Regions from separate parts of the Homo sapiens genome. Here region 2 is linked to region 1. A link is a loop called in an ENCODE intact Hi-C map of the cell type or tissue named here. Cell type or tissue: MCF 10A. All regions are shown on one strand. Links, peaks and the distances in the headings refer to the core of each region. The heading gives the core; the rest is flanking DNA.

Evidence for each region. Hi-C counts contacts between places; a loop is a spot of excess contacts. Peaks named below come from ENCODE experiments on the same cell type or tissue, not always from the same donor. Only the 100,000 strongest peaks of a DNase experiment are listed, where the experiment ranks them.
Region 2: it touches region 1 in a loop (3-fold over the local background); 5 of 110 quality-filtered maps call a loop at or near these places.

The regions. Positions count from the first base shown.
Region 1 is chr15:91,703,814-91,709,195 of GRCh38, reverse strand. No RefSeq gene overlaps it. Among named protein-coding and RNA genes, the nearest start is that of SLCO3A1, 150 kb to the left of the region's middle. In MCF 10A, for the core only: CTCF peaks have their summits at 2,379 and 2,582 (motif pointing left); DNase peaks (open chromatin) are centred at 2,565 and 4,655.
Region 2 is chr15:91,971,368-91,976,749 of GRCh38, reverse strand. All of the region lies in intron 2 of SLCO3A1 (solute carrier organic anion transporter family member 3A1), which reads right to left. Among named protein-coding and RNA genes, the nearest start is that of SLCO3A1, 120 kb to the right of the region's middle. RefSeq lists enhancers at 1,661-2,161, 2,162-2,662. In MCF 10A, for the core only: a CTCF peak has its summit at 3,045 (motif pointing right); DNase peaks (open chromatin) are centred at 2,249 and 3,089.

The sequences.
Region 1 (5,382 bases), core at 217-5,216:
CTTGCTCAAGTCAGCTGATGACTTTTCACAAAAGGAAAACGCAGGTACTTCTGGGCAAAGCAAGAAGGGATGCCCTGTATCACCTTCTAATAGCAAGAGGCTGGTATTCCTGGAGTTCTGGAGCATCTGCAATTGGATACCTTACGGCTGCTCCCTGAGATCACTGACTGACTTCTGAGATGTGTGGCTGTGGTGACGGGATGAAGTAGAATAATAACCTGGATTCACTGGACCCCAGGGATGTGTTTTTCACATTGTGTTTGCTCTGTGTAGACCCAGAGTTCCACAGATACACAAGGGAATGGGGACACTTTGTGGGTGCAGCTCTGACCAGTGGTCTAGGTGAACTTGCTTTTATTGGCTGGTAAGAGCCAGTTGTTATTTTTTATAAATTCTGTGATCTGGTTGTTAAACAAAACCATTAAAACTCAAAGTAAATAAACATGCAATTAAATAAATTAGTAAAAATAGAGAAAAATACTCAAAACTCACCATTTTTAGTTATTTTACTATATTTTTCCATTATCTGTGCTCTTGAGATTCCGTACGTCTATTTTAACTATAAGGCAAAACTAATATATATTATATATAACTAATATATAATATATATAACTAATATATAACGTATGTAATGAATATATCTTACAATATATAAATATATTATACTGCTACTGCGCATCTCTACCCAATTCTGTCTTCAGTGAAATTGACCAAGGTAGGAGTATTAACACACCACAGAAATTTGGAAAAGCTTCAAAACAGAACTTTTCCCCCTACGAGAACCAGTTGTTAATATAGTTAACATAGGCTTAGGGGTTTGGAAAATCTTGAGGAAGACCAGAGCAGAAGCCTAGGCTGTGAACTATGATACAAGGGCAGGTGTTGGGTACTTGAGCATGGAACTTCCAGAGGCAGAATCGGGGCTGAGTGGTGACTGAGTGCTATGGGCTGAATTATGCACCACCCCCTATGTTGAAGCCCCAACTCTCAGTGCGATGCTGTTTGGAAATGGGGCCTTTGGGAGATAATTAGGTTTAGATGGGGTCATAAGGGTGGAAACTCCATGATGGAATCAGTGTTCTTATAAGAAGAGATAAAAGAGAGTTTGCTGGCTCTTTTTCTCTCTACCATGTGAGGATACAGTAAGGAAGTCTTGAGGAAGTGAGCTCTCACCTCTCAAGAAACCAAATCTTGTAGTACCAGCCTCCAGAAGTGTGAGAAATACATTTCTGTTGTTTAAATCATCCAGGCCATGATATATTTCTGTAGCAGTTTGAGCTAAGACACTGGGTGAGGAGTATGAAAACACTACAAGAGGAGTGATGCAGGGCTCTGCAGGAAAGCCCAGGGGTCCTGCCAGTCAGAGCATCCTAACAAGGACATTGGTACCCTATGAAGCCCTATAGTGGAGACAACAGGCAGCTGAAATATTTTCAGACTTCAACCTGTGTCAGTCAGCGTATAATAAGGAGACAAAAAGCACACCAGTTATTTTAACAGAGAGAATTTAACATCAAGAATTATATCTAATTCTGTGAAAAAAGTCAATGGTAGCTTGAAGGGGGTAACATTGAATCTGTAAATTACTTTGGGCAGTATGGCCATTTTCACGATATTGATTCTTCCTATCCATGAGCATGGAATGTTTTTCCATTTGTTTGTGTCCTCTCTTATTTCCTGGGTACTGGTTTGTAGTTCCCCTCGAAGAGGTCCTTCAGATCCCTTGTAAATTGTATTCCTAGGTATTTTATTCTCTTTGTAGCAATTGTGAATGGGAGTTCACTCACGATTTGGAACATACACCATGGAATACTATGCAGCCCTAAAAAAGGATGAGTTCATGTCCTTTGCAGGGACATGGATAAAGCTGGAAACCATCATTCTCAGCAAACTAACACAGGAACAGAAAACCAAACACTGCACGTTCTCACTTATAAGTGGGAGTTGAACAATGATAACACACGGACACAGGGAGGGGAATATCATACACCGGGGCCTGTCAAGGGGTGGGGAGCTAGGGGAGGAATAGCATTAGGAGAAATACCTAATGTAGGTGACGGGTTGATGGGTGCAGCAAAACACCATGGCATGTGTATACCTATGTAGCAAACCTGCACGTTCTGCACATGTACCCCAGAACTTAAAGAATAAAAATAAAAGAATTATTATCTGGGTATGAAATAGTTATCTAGTTAAGTGAGGGTAAAAAAAAAAGACAAAGGTTTCAAGGTGTCAGAACAGCAGAAGTGGCAACCTCCTCCAGGGTTGGAGGAACAAAGGGAAGATCTTAAGTTTTTTTAAACGTAGAAACTCCGAGGAGGAATCCTGTGAATTGAAACTCAGATCCTTCAGGGGCCTTGTTGCTTGGTTGCAGCTGGGCTCTATGGGGCTGGAAGAGAGCAATCAGCTGCTTTTTGCAAATAGTGAAAAAACTAGTTTCAGCTGTTGCCACAGGAAGAAACCGCTGCTGCGGAGGGGAAGATAGCAAGGTGAAGGAGACTGTCACAAGCTGGAAGGAAACAAAGGAGCAAGTTACTCATCTCTCTTGCAGCCGCACAGTCTCCGTCTGGCGCCCTCTGTTGGTAGTGCCTATTCAAACACCAAGTGGATGTGTGACTTTCAGAGAGCTCAGAGAATTGACACTTCTGGATATGGTGTAAGGCTGCCCCTTGAAGTGGGAGATGATTAAGCCTAGATAAGGGCAAGAGCCTGAAGCTCAAGGAGAGACAGCACTTCCTTCTGCCAAATCCGAAACTGAAAGAAGAGATGGCCCCAATGCTTTCTTGCCAAAACGTTGCTTTGACTACTCTAATGTCAATTTAGGAAGGAAAAAAACATTGCTTCAGCTTTTTTAAGGGTTGAAAGCTTAAGGAGCAGTGTTTGGGAAATGAGTCAGAATTCTGGAAAAAGAATAAAATAGATATTTGAAAGAGAAGGATCTGAAACCAAGTGAAAGCCTTGATAAGCACATTTCTTGTCAGCATCTATTTAAGTGGCCCATTTAACATAGGGTGCTGTTAAGCTATTTTTTCATTAGATAGGAATTTAGTCATCTTATATGTTTGAGATTTTTAGGTATATTTTAAGTTTCAGAATCTTCTCTTATTCTCAGCTGACCTCCTTTCTAAAAAGAAGTGAGAACTCCATATCTCTGCCTTGGCATCCAGTGACTATCAACAAAACCCTAGTAGGTCACCTTTTCTGATAACAGTATCTGCCTCAGTAGAGAAAATCTTTTGTCCTCTAGAAAAGTATCTTAGCAGCTGAATCTCAATAGCTATGATCTACTGCTTACCTTTCCAGGGGAGGGCCAGGCTCCTTGGTTAAATGCTACAGGATGTAGCAGTGAAGGAGGTATAGTTCCTGCCTACAAGAGGTCATAATTTAATAGAGGAGGCAGCAACACAGCCAAGACAGTACTTGGAGGAGCCATAACTCTGCCCAAGGGTGGGTTAGGGGGCTTGAAGTAGTTAAAGAGTGGGCAATCTGCAGATAAAATGGCACATCTGTGGTAGCTTCTGAAGAACAAGCAGTAGCTTGCTAGGTAGAACAGCGAGAACATTCCAGGCAAGGAGAACTCTATGGTGTGAAAGAGGATTAACAATAGGGGGGGCTACAGAGAGGTCTCTGAAGATAAGAGGAGGCCAGGTCATAAAAGAATCTTACACGTTCTTTGAGGCATTTGACATTTATCCTGGAGGTGATGGGGAGCCATCAGAAGAAGCTGCTTATGCAGCAGCTGTGCAGTCACCAGTGTCTAGAGATGGCCCACGACAGAGATACTTTCATTCCCCCAAGAACTGCACTTCCTACTCCACATGGCTCATCGCACAAAAACCAATTGCAAAGGCTTAGACACAGAACTGTTGTTACTGATACTTCTGCAAATGCTAAGCTTTGGCTGTTCAGAGCGAGGCCTCCAACTAGTCCCTTCCTCTGTCTGCTTTGAGTTATATTAATTATTGTTGTGTAACAAACAACTCCAAAGCACAGAGCTTAAAACAACCATGAATTGTCATTGCTCATGGATCTGCAACAGGGCTGGTGTGGCTCTGCTCCACGTGCTTCTGATACTTCTCCTAGGACCAGCAGGCTATCCTGGGCATGTTCTCCCAGAGATGGCAAAAGAGCCAGAAGGTGGGTGAAACATGTGCATCCTCTTAAGGACTAGGCTCGAAACCATTCACTGTGTTATTGGCTGATGTAAATGTCATGGCCAAGCCCAAAGTCAAGGCTCACGAAAATACAACCTGCCCACAATGAGGCCATTAAAGCTGTGAAAGCAGAGAGGGATGAGAAATTGGAGCCAATAATACAATCTACTACACCCATCTTGGTGACTTCATTCTATGGATCCTTTTTTCCATTTTCTTCTTCCTCATTTGGATGGGCACTAACAGATGAAAACTTAAATTTCAAAATGAGTCTCAGGTCTCACTTCAGGTGGGCTACTGATAGTATATTTCTTGTGGTGGCTTTGTGCAGTGTCGACCTGGCTAAGCTAGAACTACATTTTCTGGAATTCCCTTCCCTGTTCAGTGAGCCCTGGTTGGGGTTGGCCAAGACAGAAATATGTCCCAGTTTTGGAAGTTAAGAGTCATATCATTAGGCACTGTCGTCACTCATGATCTTGGCATAGTGCCGCTGCCAAGCCTACCTCTCCTTCAGCTTGTGCAGGATTTCCTTCGTCAACTTCTCTGAATCTTGGCCAAGGTATACATACAACTCCCTGGTAAAAGGCACCAGTATGACCTGCATCATTGAGGTTGGAAACAAAAGTATGTCCAGATTCATTCTCATGGGTTCCAGTTTGTCCTTGCTTCCTCTGTTTCGTGTCCATCTTTTCTTTCTGATTTATTCCACTGTTGACTTCAGCTCTAACCTCAAATATAGAAGAAATAGCTTTACATAGACTGCTTAATAAGTTTTCACAGTTTTTTAAGGTCTAATTCTCATAATAGTAAATCTCTCATTCTCTCATTCTGTATTACTCATTTTGATTCTGTTTTTAAAAATCAAACCCTGATACATCTATGATTAGAATAGGTGATTTAAAATAGTTGAAAGGCAGATCATGGGTTGGTCCTATTTATTTGTTCATTCATGTTTTCATTCATCATCTGTACATTTACTGGGCATCTGCTACACGGTAATCCACTTACTCTGGATATAAAGGTCTATAATATAACTTCTATACAATAAGAGTCGCTGCCCTGGAGATAATCACAGTCTACAGAGAGCAATGCAATAAAGCAAGAATGATAATGCAATATGGTAACTGCTAATAATAAAGAAGCACAAAGTAGCACATGTATAGAAATATAGAGAAAGGTGTATCTCAAGCTGTTTGGGGGTAATTAAAGATCTTCCTAAGAGGTATTG
Region 2 (5,382 bases), core at 233-5,232, 270 kb before region 1:
CACGGAACCTACCAACATGTGATGTCTCCCCCGGACGCCCAACTTTAAAATTTCTCTCTTTTGTACTCTGTCCCTTTATTTCTCAAGCTGGCCGGCACTTAAGGAAAATAGAAAAGAACCTACGTGAATATCGGGGCAGATTCCCCGATATCTGGTGCCCAACGTGGATTCCCCGATAGAGTTGAGGCTACTCCAAGGAGAAGGAGGAAAAAGTCTCGAAGCCCAATGGCACGTACAGAATGCAATTGGTACATGGCTACAGCTGTGTTGTCCAATGACAGCCACATGTGACTAGTGAGCACTTGCAATGTAGCTGGTCTAAAGTAAAATACGCTGTACATTTTCTACTATGTTAAAAAAAATAAAGTAGCTACATTTAAAAGTAGAAACATGCAAAATTAATTTTAATAATATTTAATATTTAATCCAAAATATCTGAAGTGTCATTTCAATGCATGGTCAATACAAAAGTTATTAAGATATTTTACAGTCTTTTTTTGGTACTAACTCTTTGAAATTCTCTGTGTATAGAGTTTCTTTGCTTCCATCTATCTTCTCCCCAGTACAGTTTGGGACCCTCATCACAATCAACATCCCCATTTCTGCTTTCTAGCCCAGGCTGTGGATGGTTGGCCACACTTCAAGAAATAATGCAGCATTGCTAATTATTTTGAATGTCCATCATTTGCAGAGTATCTAACATTAAAAATAATAATAATAAGGCACCTCTACACACACTGCCTCTCTCTAACAACCCAATAATCAAGTGAGGTGCTGCAAGCAATACAGTACCCCAGGGGTTATAGACAACAAAGAGGACTGCAGGGCTCAGTGATCTGACCAAGGTCACACTTCAGTGAGGTCTTTTACCTCTGGGGCCAGGGTTCTTTCCTCACTCCACCACTAGCACAGCTCTTCAGGCTGGTGTGTGCTAGGGAAAGTAGGCTGCTCCTCTTGCCTGCCTTGGAGCGTCCACCACTGGGTGGCTGTAAGGGGCAATCTCATAGTTATAGGAACAGGTCAGGTGGAGGCGTAGGAAGGAGGAGGCTGTGCTAGCAGTGCAGACGCACGTCTGACAGGCTGAGAGGAAGGTTGTACCTGGATGCAGCTTGTCTGCTGGAGACAGAAGCTGGCAGGGTGCCCCCCTGGCCCTAGAACCTGCTGCCACAGAAAGTGATCATCAACAAGCTCCTAGGCTGAACCCAACATTTGAAATACACAGCTGCTTCATAAGCAGGGCTCTCACCAAGTGTGTGGCATGACAGCTGACTCAGTCTGTGGCTAATCCTGCCAATGGTTCCTCCTGTAACTTCTGTCCGCTTAATGCAATCGCCAGTGTCCTCTGCTCTCATGTTTAGGGAGCCAACTGCAGGGGACACTGCATGTGTGTTGCTGGACAGGCTTGGGACAAGGGGGTGGGGTGGAGGATGGACTATGATGAATCATGGATCATGCCAGCTCCAGGCAAAGGATTCAAATTCAATTTTTTAAAATGCGCACCTGTCAGCCAATTGCAGCACACCTAGGTACCAGTTCACAAGTTCAGCTCTAGAACATGACACTCTTAAAGCCCTTTCCTCTGCCTTCCCTAAATGGTAAAAAGAGAATAACACTGGTTAACTCTGAGAATTTACTATATTCTAGGCACCATTCCAGGCACTTTATTTGCACTAAATCATTTAATCTCATAAAACACCTATGATGCAGGAACACTTATTCTACTCATTTTACAGATAGGAACTGCAGTACAGAGAAATTAAGTTAACTACCCCAGACTGCACACAGAGGAACCCCAGAAGCTGGGATGGGAACCCAGACAGGGAGGCTCCCAGAGCCTGGCCCTCTGTAAAGGGTATCTAGTGCCAGCAAGATTTGCTTTCTTAATGAAGGAACTGTCTTGTCTATTTTGATGCTAAATGGGGACACTGGCTTCATCACACCTCTTGAAGACAGGGTCACCCCTACCCTATCACAGAGGGACTGGAAATGAATGTCTCCGCCTTCCTGCCAGCACAGCACATCTTTCCTCTTTCGGAGAGATTTTCCCTAGAAGCCACAGTGGACACTTGCAGGAGGCACCCAATTCTCTGCTCCCTGGGGAGTTCCCTGTGGTCTTCCCCTCACCCCACCTCCCGCCTCCCTGCCCTGCCCACAGCACACGCCTACCCTGCCTGGCTCTGCCCGCTGGCACCTTTTACCTCCCACCACGCTCTTCCCTCTGCCTGGACTCTCCCTTCACCTTCTAGTTTCCAGCAGTGACTCACCCAGAAACCTTCACCCTCCTCTGTTTCTCCAGGCCAAGGTGCCCGTTGCCTCCTCTGGAGCCCTGCAGCACTTGGCAAATACTCTCAATACAGGAATTTACACAACTCATTTTTATTCATGAGTCTGTCTCTGAAAACTGCAAGTTCCCCCAGGATACACTGCAAATGCTAAGAAGGCTTAGAGAAATAATAATAATAATAATAATAATAATAATAATAACAATAATGAAAATGGTGTCCGTTTAGGTCAGGCTGACCTCCTATGAAGGGACCTGGCTTTCTGGAACCTGCTGTCCTGGTTCTTATCCTTACTGTTGGACCCCAGGCTGACCTTGAGCCTTGAGTGATGTCCCACATCCCGTGAGTCTTTTCCAGATGGCTTTGGGTCCACAGCCTGGTTTCTTAGGTCCAGGGACACTCTCTCTTGCCTGCCTTGTCACCTACTGGTGCCTGCTCACCACAGAACAGGTACCAATAGGCCTGGCTCACAGACAGGTCATATCTTACTGAATATAGAAAATGTAGAAAGAAAAGTGAATTTTGAGCCAGGAATGATGGCACATCAGAAGGAAATACCTTTATAGAAGTTTCTGGATATAGTTTGTAACTTTTCAGCCCATAACATGCTCCCAACTCAAACCACTTCGAGAGCCTGCTTTCCCCTTAATCAGGTATTCTCAGGCTTGGCATTATTGACATTTGGGGTTGGATAATTCTTTGTTGTGGATGCCGGTCCTGTGCACCGATGGAGGCTTGACAGCATCCGCAGCCTCTCCCCACTAGATGCCAGTAGCACTTCCCCTGTGTTCCAACCCTGTTATGACAGCAACCAAAAATGAATCCAGACACTGCCAAACGTCATGAGGTGCAAAAGCACCCAGGTTGAGAAGCTCTGCCCTAACTCGCCCTCGAATCCTGCAATCGCTCACTCAACTTCATTCCCTTCAAACGCACCATGATTTTAGACACTCAGACAATACACCAGCTTCAGCCCCCCTTCTTCCTGCTGTTGCATCTGTTTTTCCAGTCAGCCACCAACTAAAGATAATTGTATCTTGACTTGTCACAGGTTTGAATTTAAATTCCACCCCTTACTAGCTGTGTGTCCTCTGACAATGCAGGTAACCTCGCTGTGCCTGCTCTTCATCAGCAGAATGGAGATAATGGTATCTCAGAGGGCTGCCGTCAAGTTCAAAGACATCCAGTGTGAAGTGCCTGGGAGGAGCAGGCACCTGAGAATTCATTCGTTCCTTGGATATCCAAGACCACTTCTTCTCTGGGAAATGAGAGAGCAGAGGGGTTGCAATCCCCACCCTTTTGCCTCAGTTCCCCTGCCCCAGGGCACTGCCCGTTGCCCTTTTCTTTTCTTTTTGAGACGGAGTCTTGCTCTGTTGCCAGACTGGAGTGCAATGGCGTGATCTCGGCTCACTGCAACCTCTGCCTCCCGGGTTCAAGCGATTCTCCTGCCTCCCTAGTAGCTGGGACTACAAGTGCATGCCACCATGCTTAGCTGATTTTTGTATATTTAGTAGAGACGGGGCTTCACTATATTGGCCAGGATGGTCTCGAACCCCTGACCTCAGGTGATCCGCCTGCCTCGGCCTCCCAAAGTGCTGGGATTACAGGCATGAGCCACCATGCCCGGCCCCACTGTCCTTTTCTATGTATGTGTGGACAGAGGGGCAGTTCATCCACAGTCAAACCTGGAGGACCGAGGCAGCACCAGGAACCACACCAGAGGCCACGCAAGGGCATTCCCTGGGCCTCTGTCCTGACCTGGAGGACAAGGGCTCATCACTGCAGCACCCTTTCTAATAAATCCACCGTACTGAAGATCGATCGGTCAGCACGTTTCCCTGGTGCCTTGAGCCTCAGTCTGTTTGAGGTCCTGTAACAATACAACAGCCTGGGTGGCTTATAAACAACAGAAATTTACTTCTCACAGTTCTGGAGTCTAGAAGTCCAAAAGAAGGCGCCACCAGAAGATTTGGTGTCTGTTGGAAGGCCACTTTCTGGTTCACAGATGGCATGTCCTAGGTGTACCCTCACGTCATGGAGAGGGCGAGGCACCTCTCTGGGGCCTCTTTTATAAGGGTACTAACCCCATCATGGGGGCTCCTCCATCATGACCTATTCGAGTTCTGTTGAAATCTAACCCACCTTGGGTTAGGATTCACACAAACATTCAGACCATACCACCTTGGTTCATGTCAGCACCCTCATCTCCCATATCCACCTCCCAACCCAGCGCAGCCACCTGTCTGAAGGTATAATCTCTTAATGGAGACTTCTCCATACGACTTCAAATATGGTAGACGTTTTCCAATATGGTATCATAGGTATAGAGCTCTACATAAAACCCTCTCCCTCACCCCTTTATATAGTCAATTCTCATTATCCAAGATATAGGTTGAGCATCCCTCATCCAAAAATCCAAAATCTGAAATGCTCCAAAATCCTTAGTTTTTTGAGCGCCAACATGACGCTCAAAGGAAATGCTCATTGGTAAGGAATATAATGCAAATATTCCAAACTCATAAAAAAAAATCCAAGATCCAAAACACTTCTGGTCCCAAGCATTTCTGATCAGGGATACTCAAACTGCAGTTATGTTCTAGAAAGTCTCCACAAACACTGAACTGTTGAATACGGAGCCACTGCTGAATACGGAGCCACTGCTGCTAGGGGAAATACAGGGTTAGGTTCCTGCGAGCCTCTGTTCACAACATTTTCATCAACTCATCACCACATAACCTTGTGTTAAGTGTGTTTCTGTTTAAACAAACCTTATTTAATGTATATCTTTGATTCATTAACATGGAGCTCATGGCAAACAATGCTGTAACTCATGCCTGCATGAAGCTTCTTTAACACACATATTTTCTCTGTAAGGCAAATCACAGGTGTCCTGTGCTTAGGAACACTAGACAGCTCTTCAGCACTGTGCTTGGGGCCTTTTCAAACAGTAAAATCATCAACAAAAGCACAAAAACATGGAAGAATATGACATCAAATAGACAACAAAAAGGATACTTGTTTACAGCATGAGAGCTGAAACAAGAAGGAAGAGGTTGCTTTTTTTTTTTTTTTTGAGATGGAGTCTCGCTCTGTCACCCAG